Regions from separate parts of the Homo sapiens genome. Here region 2 is linked to region 1. A link is a contact called in ENCODE Hi-C or POLR2A ChIA-PET data. All regions are on one chromosome and are shown on one strand. The core of a region is the stretch at or near the end of the contact, and the rest is flanking DNA. Distances in the headings are between cores, read along the strand shown.

What was found. Hi-C counts contacts between places; a loop is a spot of excess contacts on that map. ChIA-PET counts read pairs that join two places held with the same protein, here RNA polymerase II (POLR2A). Pooled maps may share reads with other maps.
Region 2: a loop to region 1 is called in a map of CD4-positive, alpha-beta T cell, with 6 times the contacts of the local background. The contact joins the promoter of CENPI here to the promoter of BTK in region 1. A Hi-C loop is called at or near these places in 2 of 168 maps with a recorded cell type or tissue (CD4-positive, alpha-beta T cell and naive thymus-derived CD4-positive, alpha-beta T cell), 3 of 37 single-sample maps with no recorded cell type and 16 of 50 pooled maps. POLR2A ChIA-PET finds 5 or more read pairs at or near these places in 7 of 52 experiments (A549, A673, HEK293 and 3 more).

The regions. Positions count from the first base shown.
Region 1 is chrX:101,384,627-101,388,339 of GRCh38, reverse strand. It overlaps BTK (Bruton tyrosine kinase), which reads left to right and starts at 2,149. Exons shown (of 19, transcript NM_000061.3): 1 at 2,149-2,278. RefSeq lists an enhancer at 2,663-2,882.
Region 2 is chrX:101,096,032-101,099,560 of GRCh38, reverse strand. It overlaps CENPI (centromere protein I), which reads right to left and starts at 1,357. Exons shown (of 22, transcript NM_001386188.2): 1 at 1,313-1,357; 2 at 1,022-1,117. It overlaps TMEM35A (transmembrane protein 35A), which reads right to left. Exons shown (of 2, transcript NM_021637.3): 2 at 3,194-3,529. RefSeq lists an enhancer at 1,594-1,653.

The DNA.
Region 1 (3,713 bases), core at 900-3,399:
TGGGCAGAGGGTGAAGAAAAGCCTACGTCTACTTGCTCTTTTCCCTTGTGCTCCTCTCTCTCTCTTGTTTAGCTCTCCCATTGGATGCCTATCACCTCCCAGTCCCCACCCCAAGATGGATCTTGAGAAAGGACAGGGCATGTGACAACAAGTGGCATAAGACTGAAGAAAAGAGCCTGGGCACGGTGGCTCACGCATGTAATCCCAGCACTTTGGGAAGCTGAGGCGGGTGGATCACGAGGTCAGGAGATCGAGACCATCCTGGCTAACATGGTGAAACCCCGTCTCTACTAAAAATACAAAAAATTAGCCAGGCGTGGTGGCAGGCACCTGTAGTCCCAACTACTCAGGAGACTGAGGCAGGACAATGGCGTGAACCCGGGAGGTGGAGCTTGCAGTGAGCCGAGATCATGCCACTGCACTCCAGCCTGGGCGACAGGGCAAGACTCCGTCTCAAAAAAAAAAAAAACTGAAGAAAAGAGGAGGGAAGATGAATGCCTGTGGCCAACCCTCAGGCAGGTGAGTGGAACAGCTATTGGGGGTGACTAGCGAAAGGATAGACGTTGTCAATAAAGTAAGGCAATCATACAACACATGCTGTCCATCTGTCTTGTGCAAATGTGAGTATCAACCACTCTATCATCAGTCTACAAATACTTTAAATGTTTTTATTTAAAGTCCTGTTGATGGCTGGGAGAGGTGGCTCACTCCTGTAATCCCTGCATTTTGGGAGGCCAAGGCAGGAGTATCGCTTGAGCCCAGGAGTTTGAGACCAGCCTGGGCAACATAGTGAAACCCCATCTCTACAAAAAGTAGAAAAATTAGCCCAGCACAGTGATGTGTGCCTATAGTCCCAGGTACTAGGGTGACTGAGGTGAGAGGATCACTTGAGCCCAGGAGGTGGAGGCTGCAGTGAGCCATGATCACGCCACTGCACTCCAACCTGGGCTTCAGAGCAAGACCCTGTCTCAAAAAAAAAAAAAAAAAAAAAAGGTCCCAGGGCCTGTTGGGGCTTGGGGGTGAGGGGAGGGATCTTAGAGGATGGGTCAATAGGTGCAGCAAATCACCATGTCACACATATACCTATGTAACAAACTTGCACCTTCTGCACATATACCCCATTTTTTTTGTTTGCTTGTTTGTTTGTTTTTTAGACAAAATAAAGAAAAAAAAATAAGGTCCTGTTGACTTAAAACTTCGGATGAAATTGTAGTGGGACCTGTGATCTGTTTCTACATTAGGATACAGTGCCTTGGGGCAAGGAAATATGGCAGTGCCCGAGGTGTCAAGGTGGGCAGGCAGATCAGTCAGCAGGGGCTCCACCATCATGGTCTGCATTCAATACTGGCTGCATTTCCTAGGAGAATCCCTGGGGGAATCATTGCAGTTGGAGCATAATGTAGGGGGCCCCTGAGAAAACCTCCAGGCTTCAAGTGACATACCTAGTCTGCTTTACCGGTTTACAGGACTCAAGAGAAAGGTGGACATTGAGAGTTAATCCCTGAGGCCAAATCTTAAATGGAGAAAGTCAACATCCACAGAAAATGGGGAAGGGCACAAGTATTTCTGTGGGCTTATATTCCGACATTTTTATCTGTAGGGGAAAAATGCTTTCTTAGAAAATGACTCAGCACGGGGAAGTCTTGTCTCTACCTCTGTCTTGTTTTGTCCTTTGGGGTCCCTTCACTATCAAGTTCAACTGTGTGTCCCTGAGACTCCTCTGCCCCGGAGGACAGGAGACTCGAAAAACGCTCTTCCTGGCCAGTCTCTTTGCTCTGTGTCTGCCAGCCCCCAGCATCTCTCCTCTTTCCTGTAAGCCCCTCTCCCTGTGCTGACTGTCTTCATAGTACTTTAGGTATGTTGTCCCTTTACCTCTGGGAGGATAGCTTGATGACCTGTCTGCTCAGGCCAGCCCCATCTAGAGTCTCAGTGGCCCCAGTCATGTTGAGAAAGGTTCTTTCAAAGATAGACTCAAGATAGTAGTGTCAGAGGTCCCAAGCAAATGAAGGGCGGGGACAGTTGAGGGGGTGGAATAGGGACGGCAGCAGGGAACCAGATAGCATGCTGCTGAGAAGAAAAAAAGACATTGGTTTAGGTCAGGAAGCAAAAAAAGGGAACTGAGTGGCTGTGAAAGGGTGGGGTTTGCTCAGACTGTCCTTCCTCTCTGGACTGTAAGAATATGTCTCCAGGGCCAGTGTCTGCTGCGATCGAGTCCCACCTTCCAAGTCCTGGCATCTCAATGCATCTGGGAAGCTACCTGCATTAAGTCAGGACTGAGGTGGGTCTGGGGTATGGCAGGGGCTGGGCAGCAGCAGCAATGTACCTTGCTTGGGACCCCTAAAAACCAGAGAGACAGCATGGCTGGTGCCATTTATCAGCTAGTGGAGGAGGCTGACGGAGGGTGGGAGTGTCATCAGCACAAGGCCCTGGCAGTCCCTTCTGGTGATTAGAGAGGCCGAAAGGGTCCTTTCCGACAAGGGCTGAGGGTGGGCGGAACAGGAAGAGAAAAATGTGACATGAGGTGACCATCCGAACAGGTAGCAAATGTTAGAAAGGGGTACCTCTGGCAAACTTAGTGGAAAAGTAATATTGCAGGGAGCAGTCAGATAAAAACAAGCCCTTCTGTCAAATAGTGCTTGAAGACTCAATAGGGATACATGGGTCAATGAAGCCTTTAGAAAAAGAAATACTAAGAGGCAGATTCTCTGAGAACATGGTAAAAGCTCACGCTCCACGTTATGAAGTTGACCTTTGTGAGCTAGGGAAAGGCCTGGCTAGGCCAGGGTGTAGGCTACCTGCCTTGAGCTGTACCAGGCCAAATGTCGCCAGGGTCAGAGCTGGCTTATTAAAGGACTGTGTGGAAGCTGTGCCAACCTCGTGGTAACAATGGGTAAAAGACTGGGCCAGGAGAAAGCAGCCTCTGCCTCAGCCCAGACAGTGCGGCCAACCCTTGAGGTTGTGGCAAAGGTTTCTCCTCTTACCATTGCCCTCCATGTGCATGGCTTGCTTTTCTCTTGTCTTCATTATTTCTCCTTTCCTTTCCTCCTCTCCAACCTCCTCCTCTTCCCACTCATCCTCTTTTCTCTACCTATATCCCCTCTTCATTATACCCTCCTCTGTTCTGTTGATTACCAGACCCTGACATACAGTTAGCACTTAACAAATAATTGCCGAATTGCATTGACTTTTTCTTGCTCCTTTCTTCCCCCGCTCTTTTCCCTTTTCCTTTCCCTTTCCATTTCCTCCTCCCTGCCTGCCTAGCACCTTCCCCATAAGGTGGTTGTGAGCAGTAAATGTGCAAATACATGTAAAGCTTTTAAAACAGGGCCTGGCAATAGTAAGTGCTGGATCTCAGTATTTGCTATAATTTTTACTCTGCCTCAGACCTGCCAATGTCCCCCAGAGGGCCTACCTAGAGCAAATAATATGACATTTAGAATAAAAGTGATTGGTGACCCCAATCAAGACATCCTTGGATAAGTTGCCCAGACTCCAGCCTCTCTGGAGCCTCAGTTATTTGATAAAATAATGTCACTTTCCAAATAAGCCACAAAATGCAAATACTCATGGCAACCTAAAGCATTATACCCAAACAGTGTCCCTTAGGGCTTGTCCTGTCTATTCTGACTCCTTTTATATTCAAACTATTTAAACTGCTTGCTTGTGTTGAAGTCCAAATTTCCATTGCGTATGGCTATTGATATTTTTGTTTG
Region 2 (3,529 bases), core at 108-2,607, 290 kb after region 1:
AAGCAAAAAGAGCTTTATGTGTTAAAGAAACAGCAGCTTGGCTGGGCAAGGTGGGTCACACCTATAATCCCAGCACTTTGGGAAGCTGAGGGCAACATAGTGAGACATTGTTTCTTTTTTTTTTTTTTTGAGACAGTCTCACTCTGTCACCCAGGCTGGACTGCAGTGGCGCAATCTCTATCTCGGCTCACCACAACCTCCGCCTCCCGGGTTCAAGCAATTCTCCTGTCTCAGCCTCCCAAGTAGGTGGAATTACAGGCGCACACCACCATACCCGGCTATTTGTTGTATTTTAGTAGAGACTGGGTTTCACCATGTTAGCCAGGCTGGTCTCGAACTCCTGACCTCAAGTGATCCACACCTGCCTCAGCCTCCCAAAGTGCTGGGATTACAGGCGTGAGCCACCACGCCTGGCCCAACTCTGTCAAAAGAAAGAAGAAAGAAAGGAAAGAAAGAAAGAAAGGGAGGGAGGGAGAGAGAGAGAGACAGACAGAGACAGAAAGAAAGAAAGAAAAGAGAAAAGAAAAGAAACAGTAGTAACATCAGTCTGGAGGGAGTGGAATGAAAGAGGTAAAAGGTAATGAGCGATGAAGTCAGAACGTAGCCAGGGACTAAGTTCATATTGGGATTTGCAGGCCAGAGTAAGGAGTTTGGATTTTAAATGTCATGGGAAAACATAGGGGAAGGGGGAAAGGTTAGAGAGGGGAGCAATACCACCTGATTTGTGTTTGACGATCATGTTAGCTGCAGTGCAGAGACGAGAATGTTAGAGGTCAAGGAGCGGCAAGAAACCAAATAAAAGGCTGTCGCAGAAGTCCAGAAGAGGTTTGACTGTAGCCTGCACTAGGCCTAGGGTGTAGAGGTGGAAAATGATTGGATTCGTGCAATGTTTTGGAGTTAGACAAAGTAGGCCGTGATAAAAGAATTGGATGTAGGGAAAAGGGAAGAGGAACCAAAAATGACTTCTAAGTTTTTGGCTGCAAATAGGAAAAACTAAAGGAATAGTCGGAATGACACTTACTCAATCCCACCTCCCTGGAACAGATGAGGCCAGATCAGGAGAGGAATATGTCCAAACCAGTGGGACGTTACAGGTTCCGAGTTATTTCCTAGGTTCCTAGGAAAGAAGGGCAGGGGAGCAGCTTCTGACCCCACCCAGTTGAACCATCCCAGCGCTTCCCAAGGATCCCTGGTGCGAAACTGGCTACGGAAAACCCGACCGCAGTCACACCTTGCAGGATAGTCCCACCCTCAAAAGTAAAAAAATTCTCTTCGCCCCCATTTCGCGCGGTGCTTAAAAGTACCTCCTCACCTAAGACACTCTACCTGCAGCCGCACAGGCCTCTGACCACCGAATGCCGCCTCCGGAATTCAAAGAAGCTGACTCCACCCCACGCATGCGCTTCCGCGCAGACCCAGAGGGGCGGCTGGGCGGAGCAACGCACTCAGCTGAAGCCTGATTGGCTAGAGGTGGCGGGAGGCTCGGTGGCGGGAGGTGGCGCGCGCGACGACGCTGGCGTAGAACCAATTACGGAGAGCGGCTTGCCCCACCCACCTGGGCCTGTGAGGAGAGCAGCGAGTGGGCCGTTGCTGCTGGAGTCAGCTGATTGGCTGGCGTTCCCACTGTGCTAAGAATATAAGAATGTTCACATTCGTCATTTTGCGTATAACGGGACAATTCGTGTCTCGGTTCTTGAATTTAACATGATCAATTATAGTGATTATTTTGCCTAGGCTGACCCCAGATGTCGGGACTTTGTAGGAAAATGTGAAACCGCAAATTTCACAATAAAGGTGGCTTCTCCCTGGCCGAGACTTAAGTTAAAGGGCCTGTCGCTTTCCCCGTGTGAACCTAGGGCGTGGGAGGAAAGAAAGGCTGGGTCTGCCCTCCTTTTACCGACAATGGGTATGGATATCCTCCAAGGTTTTCTATAAACCGGCTGTCAACATGTAACTATTCCTAACCATGAGGAGTTAATTGACCTTGAAAACAGCCACAAGGGTTTAGTCTGAGCTCTCAGCTTAGTCCCTAATTTAATCTCTTATTAGAGTAGGAATAAGAGAGAAAAGATAAATTTAATGACTCTCACTGAGTTGTTGAGACCAAAACATACCTATAAACTTTAGGTAAACTTGGCGGGGGGCGGGGAGGACTGCAGTCTTAGAGATGAATAATCAAAGTTTAAGTTTATGTAGTTGGGAAAGGATACAGCAAAAATAACTTTACCACATCATATATGGTTTTCAGAATAGTTTCACCAACTCTTATTTAATCATGCATGACAACTGAGGCTCTTCAATTTTTTCTGATAGATGTTGTCCTTTAATAAAGTTGAAAATTTCTTGAATCATTTTTCATGTTTTTAATCATGTTTCATAGGCTCAAAGAAATGTAAATTGGAAGGAAATTTAAGGTTTCAACATTCTTCTTTTTGTAGATGATTAAACTGGAGCCCTGAGTGGTGAAATATCTTGCCTAATGTGACAGGTCTGTGGCAGTGCAACTTGTACCACTTTGTGGAGAGATATATATATGTAGTGAAAGATAGTGATTCACCTTTGATACACCTTCAATTTTCTCCGAAATCATTTTTCTAACTTCCCTTGGCATCACCTAATTAAGCAAAACTCCTAAAACCTGGACATTGTATTGAGATCCTAATTATGTGGCTTTCTGTCTTGCATGCTAACATCACAAAAGTGTGGGGGAGCGTAAATAAAATTGGAAAGTTGGGCCAGGCGAGGTGGCTCATACCTGTAATCTCAGCACTTTGGAAGGCCGGGCCAAGCAGACTGCTTGAGCCCAGGGGTCCGAGGCCAGACTGGGCACCATGGCAAAATCCCGTCTCTACAAAAAATAAAAAATTAGCCGGGCATGGTGGCGTATGCCTGTAGTCCCAGCTATTCGGGAGGCTGAGGTGGGAGGATCACTTGAACCTGGTAGATTGAGGCTGCAGTGAGCTGTGATCCCACCACTGCACTACAGCCTGGGCAACAGAGCAAGACCATGTCTCAAAAAAAAAATAAGAAAAAGAAAAAAAGGAAATTGGAAAGTTGGCAACCTTATTAGCATATTAAGTGATTAAACTCCCTCTTCTCTTTCCTCTCCTCCTTCAGCCAGACTCAGAAAAAGAGAGGCTAAATCCTTTGATATGATCCTTACTTTCCAGATTTTCAGTATTTGTCCAGACAGTTTCCTCCAAATTTCAAAAAGTTTTATTTTGAAAGAATGAGAGAAATAAAACAGAGAGGTATCAATTACCAAGAACAATTACACTGAAGAAAACACAATAATAAGTACTCTTCCCACACAACCCCCCCCATTTCCCCATCCCTGGCACAATAATATTAAAACCACCAAAGCACACCTAACAAGGAAAAACAACAGTACGTAATGAAAAAAGCAAATGTCCATACTGCTCAGTCCAACTAACCCTTATGAAATGTCCTTCCCCCAGCTAAACCCTACCCACTGGAATGATAAAGAAATGTAGAGACAACCCTAGGGGAGACTTGGAACTCTGCTTAT